Regions from separate parts of the Homo sapiens genome. Here region 1 is linked to region 2. A link is a loop called in an ENCODE intact Hi-C map of the cell type or tissue named here. Cell type or tissue: gastrocnemius medialis. All regions are shown on one strand. Each heading gives the region's core, and the rest is flanking DNA. Links, peaks and the distances in the headings are about the cores only.

Region 1 (4,299 bases), core at 1-2,500, 58 kb after region 2:
TAGCTTACAGGGTAATTTGTGGGAGAGGGATTAAACTTGTCCCATGTGATAAAAACTAGGACTGATGGTCAGAAACTTCAGGGGAACATATTTGGGACTCAAGAATTGTCAGCTGTTACAGTTATCCAAAGATGGAATGGGCTACCCTGGGAGAAAATGAGTTTTAGAGTATACAAGGAGAGCTTAAACAGCTACTTTAGTAGAACTTCTTGACCCTCAAGTTTCCTTTTACCCCACTGTTGTGTGATTCTGTAACTATGAGGTTTCTGGTATGAATGACGGGGGAAATAGTTGGAATGGGGAGAATGGAATTGCCTTTTGAAGTAGATAATATATTCTTAGACATGTTAAATTTGAAAGGAAGTTGGCTTCCACAGCAGAGATGCCCTGGCATCCATTGTAAAGTGGTATTGGAGATCCAAGGAGAGGCCTGGCTTAGAGATGGCCTTAGGAGTCCCAAGCATAAAATTAGTTAATTTAAACCACACAAATTATAAATTAGTTGTCTCGCTGAGTGGAGAGTTTGTTCAAAGAGTATGAAGCCTCAAAGAATACTCATAAGAAGAAGTTCAGGAGATACTGAAATAAAGAGAATGATGGTCAGAAGGCCAGGAGTGTAAGGAGAATAATACTAAGATTGGAGACAGTAGGCAGAGTAGACATTAATCAGTAGCTTCAAATACCACAGAGAAATCACAGAGAATGAAAATTGGGGGAAAAAAGCATTTAGGTTAGGAACATGAAAATTATTGTGAAATTTCAAGGAAGCAGTTTCCTGAAGCAACCAGGAGAGCTAGATGTTAAAGAAAGAGCACATAGTGAAGAAATGAGAAGCTACCTGTTTAAGATGTGAGGAAGCAAGGAAGGAGAGAATGTAGTAGCTAGCTGGGGAAGTAGACAAGAGGAAAGGGGGTGCCTTTCATTACGAATGGAGTGTTAATTTGTTTTTAAGCTAAACCTAAACATGGTGAAGGCTCATCAGAGATTTTAGTTTAGGTTTTTTCCTTGAGGCGTTGTGACACAATAGATTTTCTGCCATTTGTTTCCTATTTCCGTTCCTAATAACCGCCACTAGGGGGAAATCTGAATCAGAGAGAAAAGTTTGGAAGTCAGACATTTTGGCTTTGTGTCGTCAGTTTCTAGTTTAAAAAATAAATAAATAAAGGTAAGTGGGTAGCAGACACTCCAGACTCATCACCTTGGCAGTTAGGAGAGAAGGGTCCAGGACTCAATGGTGGTCAAAGGATACTTTAGCCCTGCTTAGCAGCAGTGTTGTAAATGTTTAAGGATAATATATGCAATAGATCACTTATGTAACTAAAATTATTTTTTAGGCAGCAGGTGAAAGAGAAGGCTTTAAAGAGAGTATCTGCTGGTTACAGCAAGTCCTTCATGATTGTCTGTGATTTTCAATGTATCTCTATTCTTTGCAGGGTCTGTTCTCCTTACTAGTTGAAAGGATACATTGCATACCCAGAGACACTCATACAGAACACCAGTCAGAGGGGAAGATGTTTCCCTCCTGAGTGTGAGGCAGAATTGTGCCTAAAGATGAATTGAAAGAGTCATCCAAGAGAATTTGCTAGTGGAATTCTTGTGCTGTGGCACTAGAAATTGTTACCAGACCTTAAAGATTCCAAACCTATCAGTTTTCAGGGGAATAAAACACTTAATACTCATACCACTTAAATATTACCAGTTTAAGAAAACTATGAACAAATATATATGTGTGTGGTTTTAATTTTTGGTATAAAAATGCCAGTTGCTTGCCTACTAAGCCCAAATAGCCTATGCCATCTTAATTATCATTGCCATGTCAATAAGGTCTCAAAATTATTCAAATATTTTAATATTTATGAAGCCCAGTCACTCATCTCATTGGATTTCAGACCCAAAGATAGCTTATAGGTGAAACTGCATTGAAAGGTCCTTTTACAAATCTTCTTCTCATGCTGTTTTGTGGAGTTTGTCTATGAGCAGTGTAGTTTGGGGTGATTTAACTTTTTGTTATTTTTTGTTTCCAATTTTTCTATAAATCTCATGCTTTTTAAATAAACACTTAAAAAGTGTTCCTTGCTTTTGTAAATCAACATTATTGAGAACAAATTTAATCATTTATGGATTGTTACAGAGTATATGGGTAATCATGTCTTGGTGTGGCTCAAGCCATATGATTGATCCATGATTTTAAAAGATTTATGGTTTTACAGGTCGAGTCTATGCTGTCTTGTCAAAGAGAGAAGGTCGGGTACTTCAAGAAGAAATGAAAGAAGGGACAGACATGTTCATCATCAAGGCTGTGCTGCCTGTTGCTGAAAGCTTTGGTTTTGCTGATGAAATCAGGAAGAGGACAAGTGGCCTGGCCAGCCCACAACTAGTATTCAGCCATTGGGAGGTAAAAATCCAAGTTCCCATTCATTCCTTCCTTCTCATCTATGGATACATTCCCTACAGAGGAGGCCAAGAGTAGCAAACAACACAGATCATGCCATTTGGCCTTCCTATGGCTCAACTCAGTCAAATGGACAGGAGAAAGCAAATGGCTTTTTCATCCAGATTGAATGAGCCTGAGATCATCTGTGGTTTATAATAAACACACACACACACACACACACACACACATACACTCTCTCTCTCTCTCTCTCATTTGTCCTTTTTATTCAATATAAAATTTAAGATGCTGAAAATTTAATCCTTTTTTCATCCAAATATATATTTTAGATTTTTAAAAGAAAATCACAGACCTTTTGAATGTGAAATTTTAAGAATATTTTCTTCTAGGGGAAAAAAAAATATCTCCAGTAATTAGAGGGGAACAGTTACACTTCTTGCAAGGGGTAGCTTTAAATTATTATGTACTGTATATTCTTCAGTCCCCATTATGGAGATTCAAGGTTTCTGTGGCTTTCAGGTGTTGTGGAATGAGAATGGAACGAAATGGCTACTCAGAACCCTTCATTGTCAGTGTAGGTAAAGGTAGGTGAAAAGGCAAACCTTATCTGTAATCAGAAAGGAAAACTTAACAGATCCACATTGCTGAGGGAGGAGAGAAGGAAAGATTGTGAACACATTGTTAAGTTAGAGAAAAAAGAATAACAAGTGGCAAAGATAAGGTCAGACCAGCTGTCCTGAACATATCTGTAAAGGAAAAGTAGACATTAACCAGCTAAGAAGAAGGACACTCAATCAGAAGGTGCCGCATGAGAAAAGGCTGGTAAAAACAAACTGCAGGGCATGTGCAAAAAACAATTTACTTTTCAAGAAAAAGCCTAAGGTCAGGAATCAAATTGTAAACTCAAGGATATAAGTAGAAAGATTGTTTTAAGAAAGCAGTTTTTGTTGTTATTGTTTACAGGGAATTGAAATAACTTCACATTATTCCCTTTTACCATGGAGGCTTGTAAGGTAATGGAAGAACCATTGACTTTGGAGTCAGAGAGTCCTGGTTTCAAATATTCTTCTATTTATTTGGACAAATCATGGACCCTCCCTGAGTTTTCTTCACCCCTAGGTCAAATATCTAACCTAGTTCCTGACATTGTGGCTGACCAGCCCTTGCTGATGCGAAGATTGTTTCCTTGTGGTTCGTTCTCTGAGTCTACACCACATTCATTTTGGCTTGCTCTCAGCGGTGTGGCATTCATTGCACAGGGCTTCACACAGATAATCCATGGTTTTTTTTTCTTAAACTCTATTTCAGCAGAACTCATGATTTAGCTTCAATGCTAAGCTGTTATCTTTCTCACTTTCTTTAGCCTAATGGGTCCATTTTTCCAGAACACTTTAAGAAGAGTTTAAATTTAGAAGAGAATGGAAAATGAGAATAATTGAGGGAGAATTTTCTTTTTAAAATGAAATTTATAATCAAGTGAATCAGTGAAGTAAAGAAGGGTGGCACTTCAGAAAAATTGACTTTGGACAGGGCAAATTTGATTTTAATTCAGCAAGTTCATATCATCTAAATTGATGCAAGTGAAGTTGCTAGCCCAGAGCACACCATTGTGTCTGCTTTTCCTTTAAAAAAAAAAAAAAATCACATTCTTAATGCTTGACAGAACCAAGGTTAATGCTATGATTTAGGTTACGTTTTTTTGGTCAGTACAAACTCTAGGTTTTAACAGTAATTTACTATGAATCTTTTCTTGACTTTTGCATATTTCTCTGAAAACTTAATGGTGTTTTGATGGCTTTGCTGGCTTATATCTGATGCGATATTGCTGAATTTCATTATGTAGAAAACAGTACCCCCCAAACATTTATTTTTTAATTCCTGTGCTTGTGGGTAGTAATTTCTCATTT
Region 2 (4,662 bases), core at 76-2,575:
TGGCTTTTGGATAAGACCTTTTCCTGCATTGACATAGCCTCTCCCTAATTTTATCTGTTTTTGGACTTGGGATTTGGAGGTGGAAGGATGTGAGAGAGGGAGGAAGGAATATAAGGTGTCTTTCATAAGCCTTCCTTTCTCAGGATCCAAAGATTTTTAAAAAGAAAAAAAGCAGGTTTTGTTTTTTTTTAATGCAGTGAACTATTTTTTCCTCTGAAAAGTGAAATCTTTATTGGCTTAATTTTATATCCTAATCATTTACTCACATTTATTTTGTGCTTACTATATGTTTGGTTCTATATTGATCACTAGGTTAGGTTTCTCATACTGGGTGCTTAGTCTTCCAAATTATTTGTAGGTGCTTCACAGTTTTGATCGCAAACTAGTAAATAAGGCATCCTCTGGTTGGAGAAACAGCACTGGATTTTACCAGTGGGACCTCTGGCAAGTTGGCCACTTTGTGGGAATTTCCAGACCTGAAACTGCATCTGCATAGAAGGAAGTTGAGGTAGATGAATCTCTATGGCCTTCCTTTCTCTCCTGGTTGGTTTTCCAGGACCCTTCCTCACCTTTTCCACTGTCCATGTCTTGGGTTTTCCTGTATTTCTTAGTTACGTTGCTGTTTTCAGTACCCTCTGTGCCCTCTTCTCTATCTGTGGGTTGCTTTAAGTGACATTCAGACAGCCAGAGGTCCAGAGGCCATTTGACATAGAGGAATTCCATCCTTCCAAAGATCTCTTCTCATAAGCAGGAGTTTTTTGTTTTTTAAACAAAACAAAATAGTTATCCTGATTGGATCCATGAGGACTAGCTCACTTGGCTGTGCCTCGGGAGAGGTCCAGAATGGCTTTCTTGGACTTGAACGAGCTCAGAAGCATTGGCACTTTCTCGTTTACACTGGCCTTGATTTTGGGTAGAGACTGAGCAGGCCGAAGTCCCCTCTCTGAAGCCATCATGGGATGATGGTAAAAGGCATCTGCAATGTTCCAGCTCTAGCAGGGTCACAACTGCACTGAGATGAACACAAGGGGGCAGCCTTTCCCACAGATTTTCATCAAATCACAGAGAAACAGAGTGCAATTTCAATGTCAGCGCATGCATGAGCCTGTGCTCTGTCCACACCAGTGCCCATGTGTAAAACGTGTAGCCTGTAACTGTTTATAAAGGGCCTTAGGGTTAACGGCATATGAATGCTCAGTAGATTTTGTGCTTTACTGTGCTACAGTTTCGTTAACACAACCCAGGACTTCTCATTGTAGGTTATAGACTATATCCCCCTGCCTAGCCCAGAGTCTTACACATGGCAGGCAGGCAGGTTGGCAGGCAGGGCAGGCAGCAGGTAGGCAGGCAGGCAGGCACTTTTTATTACTGGAGGCTTAGAGATGACTGAATCATTAATATAGAGGAGTTGAAATTGATTTAGCCTGCTGTTTCAACCTGAAGAATGACTTCAAAGCAGGCATTTAAATTTATTTTGGCCCTTTTTTTCATTCTCTTGCCCCTCCTACCCCTCTTCCAACTACTAAAGGCATTGTTTCAACTGTATATATTTTCTCTATTTTTGTTTTCTCTTCATCTTGGAAATTGAGTTATGACACCTTTGGTTGTTTCTAGTTGGAAAAAAGCATTATTATGAAAATATATGCTGTTTAGTGAGCAATGAAGCAGAATATAAAATATCACTAATATCCTGAACCCCCATGCAATTAGAAGCACATTGTCACTAGTTTTGTTTTATGTTTCCCAGATGACTGTTAATTTAGCAGTTCAGCACATAATTGCATTGATGATCATATTTCTAAGGATTTGAGTCTATTGATTCAAGTGTAGAATTGAAGTAAAAGTTGTTATTCCTTCACTGTTGTATCTGAATTTGTTTTATTATTTGACTCTATAATGACTGGAAGAAATCAGATATGCTTGGAAATCAAAGGTAAATTTTCTGTCCCCTGGGAATAGGGGTGGAAAGGAAAGAGGAACATTTTTTTTAGCTCTAAACAAAATGAGCAATTAGTAGATTTATTGTATAATAGTTGTTTTTCTTCAAAACCACAAGCCTTCAATTTTCTAAAATGACAATAGTAAATTTTCACTTTCTAAACAGTTTACATAATCAGTTTCACTATATTTGCATATATTTTGTTAACTGATACTAACAATGATGCCACAATTTTTTTTTTTTTTTTTTAAGTTGGAGTTTTGCTCTGTCGCCCAAGCTGGAGTGCAATGGTGCAATCTCGGCTCACTGCAATCTCTGACTCCTGGGTTGAAACGATTCTCCTGCCTCAGCCTTCTGAGTAGCTGGGATTATAGGCACCCACCACCATGCCCGGCTAATTTTTGTATTTTTAGTAGAGACAGGGTTTCACTATGTTGGCCAGGCTGGTCTCGAACTCCTGACCTCGTGATCCGCCCGCCTTGGCCTCCCAAAGTGCTGGGATTACAGGCGAGAGCCACCGCTCCCGGCCGAAGCCACAATTATTAATGCACTTGAAAGATATATCAAATTAGATTTAACCAACGTTTATTTAGTACCAACTGCATGCCAGGTGTTCACTGAGTCAGTTTTGTTTGTTTTCTTACTTAAGCCTTGAAACAAACTTTAGTGGTAAATTTCTCTTCATTTTGCATATTAAAAAACTGAAAGGATTTTGACTTGCTCAGCAAATTACACTATCCCAGCCATTGCTTATTAGCTATAATTTTATTTTCTGTGTAGTTGTATAGCTGAGATTATTTGAAACACTGTTACTGATTCTTCTCACTTACTATGATTATTAAAAATGAAAATATGCTCTAATGATTTTTGATACTCTGCATATAGAACCCTTGAGTTTCATAGGTTCTGTAGGCCCTTTCTCCTATAAATAATCTGAGACTCACAGAGAGGCTGGGTCTCCTCCAAGCTTGGGCAGCTGATAGTTTGAGAGTTGATCTAGAACCCGGGTCTTTCCCTTTGTAAGGGGCAAAACCACTGGAAAGGACAGGCAGAGAAATAGCTGGGCTCCTCAAAAGGAAGAGAGAAGCTGACAGTGAGGATTCGTCAGTTCTGCTCAGTTTGGAAAGAGACCCTTCACTGTCTGCTTCTTCTGACCTCCCTATGCTTCAGTTCTCAGCACTCCTGAATATACCACGATTTTCATGCCTCTGTGTCTCGGTACACGCTGTCTCTTCTCCTCAAGTGTTCTTTCTCCCTTCATTGCCAGCTAAATGTCACCGCCTCTTGGAAGCCTTCCCCAACTGCGTCAGACAGATACATCTGGCTCTTTCCTTTCTTTGAGTTCCTGTACTTCTTTTAATAGATCTCCCTTAGAACATTGATTCCTTTACATTGTTTGTGTTTTCAGTTAGTGTCTCGGAGCTCCTGGGGCAAGGGTCCTCATTCTTTAGGCATATCTCTGATGTTGAGCCTGGGTGCACTTTACTAGGATGCATGTTCAAGTGTGGGTGGGAATGAATAAATGAATGACTGTGTGCTCCCCTCCCAGGTGCTGCTTCTGAGCACAGAAATGGAATAGAAGTTTGAGCAGGAGGAAAATGGAGTCTGTGGAAGTTCTAGGAGATATTCTTACAGTTACTCATTAGTTTGTTGGCGTTTAGCTTCTAGGTTACATATGGGAAACTTGAGGGACAGCAAATCACAAAGAGAGACTGGAGGTCCAGCTTATTAGGAAACTTGAGTTTCTAGGATGTGGCCACCAGCTTGTGTACATCTTCGTTGATTCTCATGTTCACTGTGTTCCCCAAGAATTAATTTCTCCCAAGGGCCTACATCAGTTTAGAGTAGGCAACGAGGTTGGGTGTGTGTTTTTCATTAGTAGATATATTAATCTGCCCAGACATGAGATACACTAGCACGGTTTACAGCCTGAAAACACAGCTCTAAGAGTTTGTGGGTAACAGAACATTAGTCTTACTTAGGTCTTTCTAAATATCTTCACTCCTCAGAGTAACTTTGAGTGTTTTCTGGATTTGAGTTTGGCTCATTAAAGTCTGATTTCTACATAATTCAGATACATCCAGAGTTTTTTGGATAATACATTTGAAAAATTTCCCCTTATGAGGTTAGACAAGTTTATAACCGAAACCAAGTTCATTAAACCTATGCTAAAATATAAAATTGTCTTTAAGAAAAGCCCAAACAGGTAGAAAGTGACAGTTTATTAGTAAAATTATAACAATAATTTGAATGTATTGATATTGAACGCTACGTGATATAAAAATACATTATTTCCCAAGGTCACAAGTCATTACCAAGTTTAAGTTTATTTTAAAATATAGCAGATCCATAGTTTTGTTCTTTGTATTCATCATAGAATCTTTCTGTGTATCCTATTTTGTTTTCTTTGCCTCATTGATTACAAGATTCCGAAAACATTGACTACTAGATTTTGTGGAAAAGTAGAGAAGCTGAGCATTTGAACCCACTAACTTCATCTATCTTTTTGAGTAAAGCAAGCTATTTATTTTCATAACTAGGGAGGCCTTACAACGTGGGTTGCTGAGGACATCCTGTTTATGCCTGTCATCTTGGAGAAGTTATTAATAGTGTCGCCTTTCACCGTTTAAAATCGTAGCTCGGATGATAAGTTCTATGTGGTCACCCTTATTATCACTGATATATTCTGTCCTTGATTATTTTATGCTTTGATTTTAATAATT

The links. Hi-C counts contacts between places; a loop is a spot of excess contacts. Peaks named below come from ENCODE experiments on the same cell type or tissue, not always from the same donor. Only the 100,000 strongest peaks of a DNase experiment are listed, where the experiment ranks them.
Region 1: a loop joins it to region 2, with 3 times the contacts of the local background. A loop is called at or near these places in 9 of 110 quality-filtered maps.

Annotation. Positions count from the first base shown.
Region 1 is chr15:82,136,754-82,141,052 of GRCh38, reverse strand. It overlaps EFL1 (elongation factor like GTPase 1), which reads left to right. Exons shown (of 20, transcript NM_024580.6): 19 at 2,211-2,395. Among named protein-coding and RNA genes, the nearest start is that of LINC01583, 50 kb to the right of the region's middle. In gastrocnemius medialis, for the core only: a CTCF peak has its summit at 1,068 (motif pointing right); no DNase peak of the experiment used is centred there.
Region 2 is chr15:82,194,558-82,199,219 of GRCh38, reverse strand. The region is part of intron 15 of EFL1 (elongation factor like GTPase 1); the gene reads left to right. Among named protein-coding and RNA genes, the nearest start is that of EFL1, 66 kb to the left of the region's middle. RefSeq lists an enhancer at 901-960. In gastrocnemius medialis, for the core only: a CTCF peak has its summit at 1,028 (motif pointing right); a DNase peak (open chromatin) is centred at 1,059; H3K27ac peaks cover 676 bases.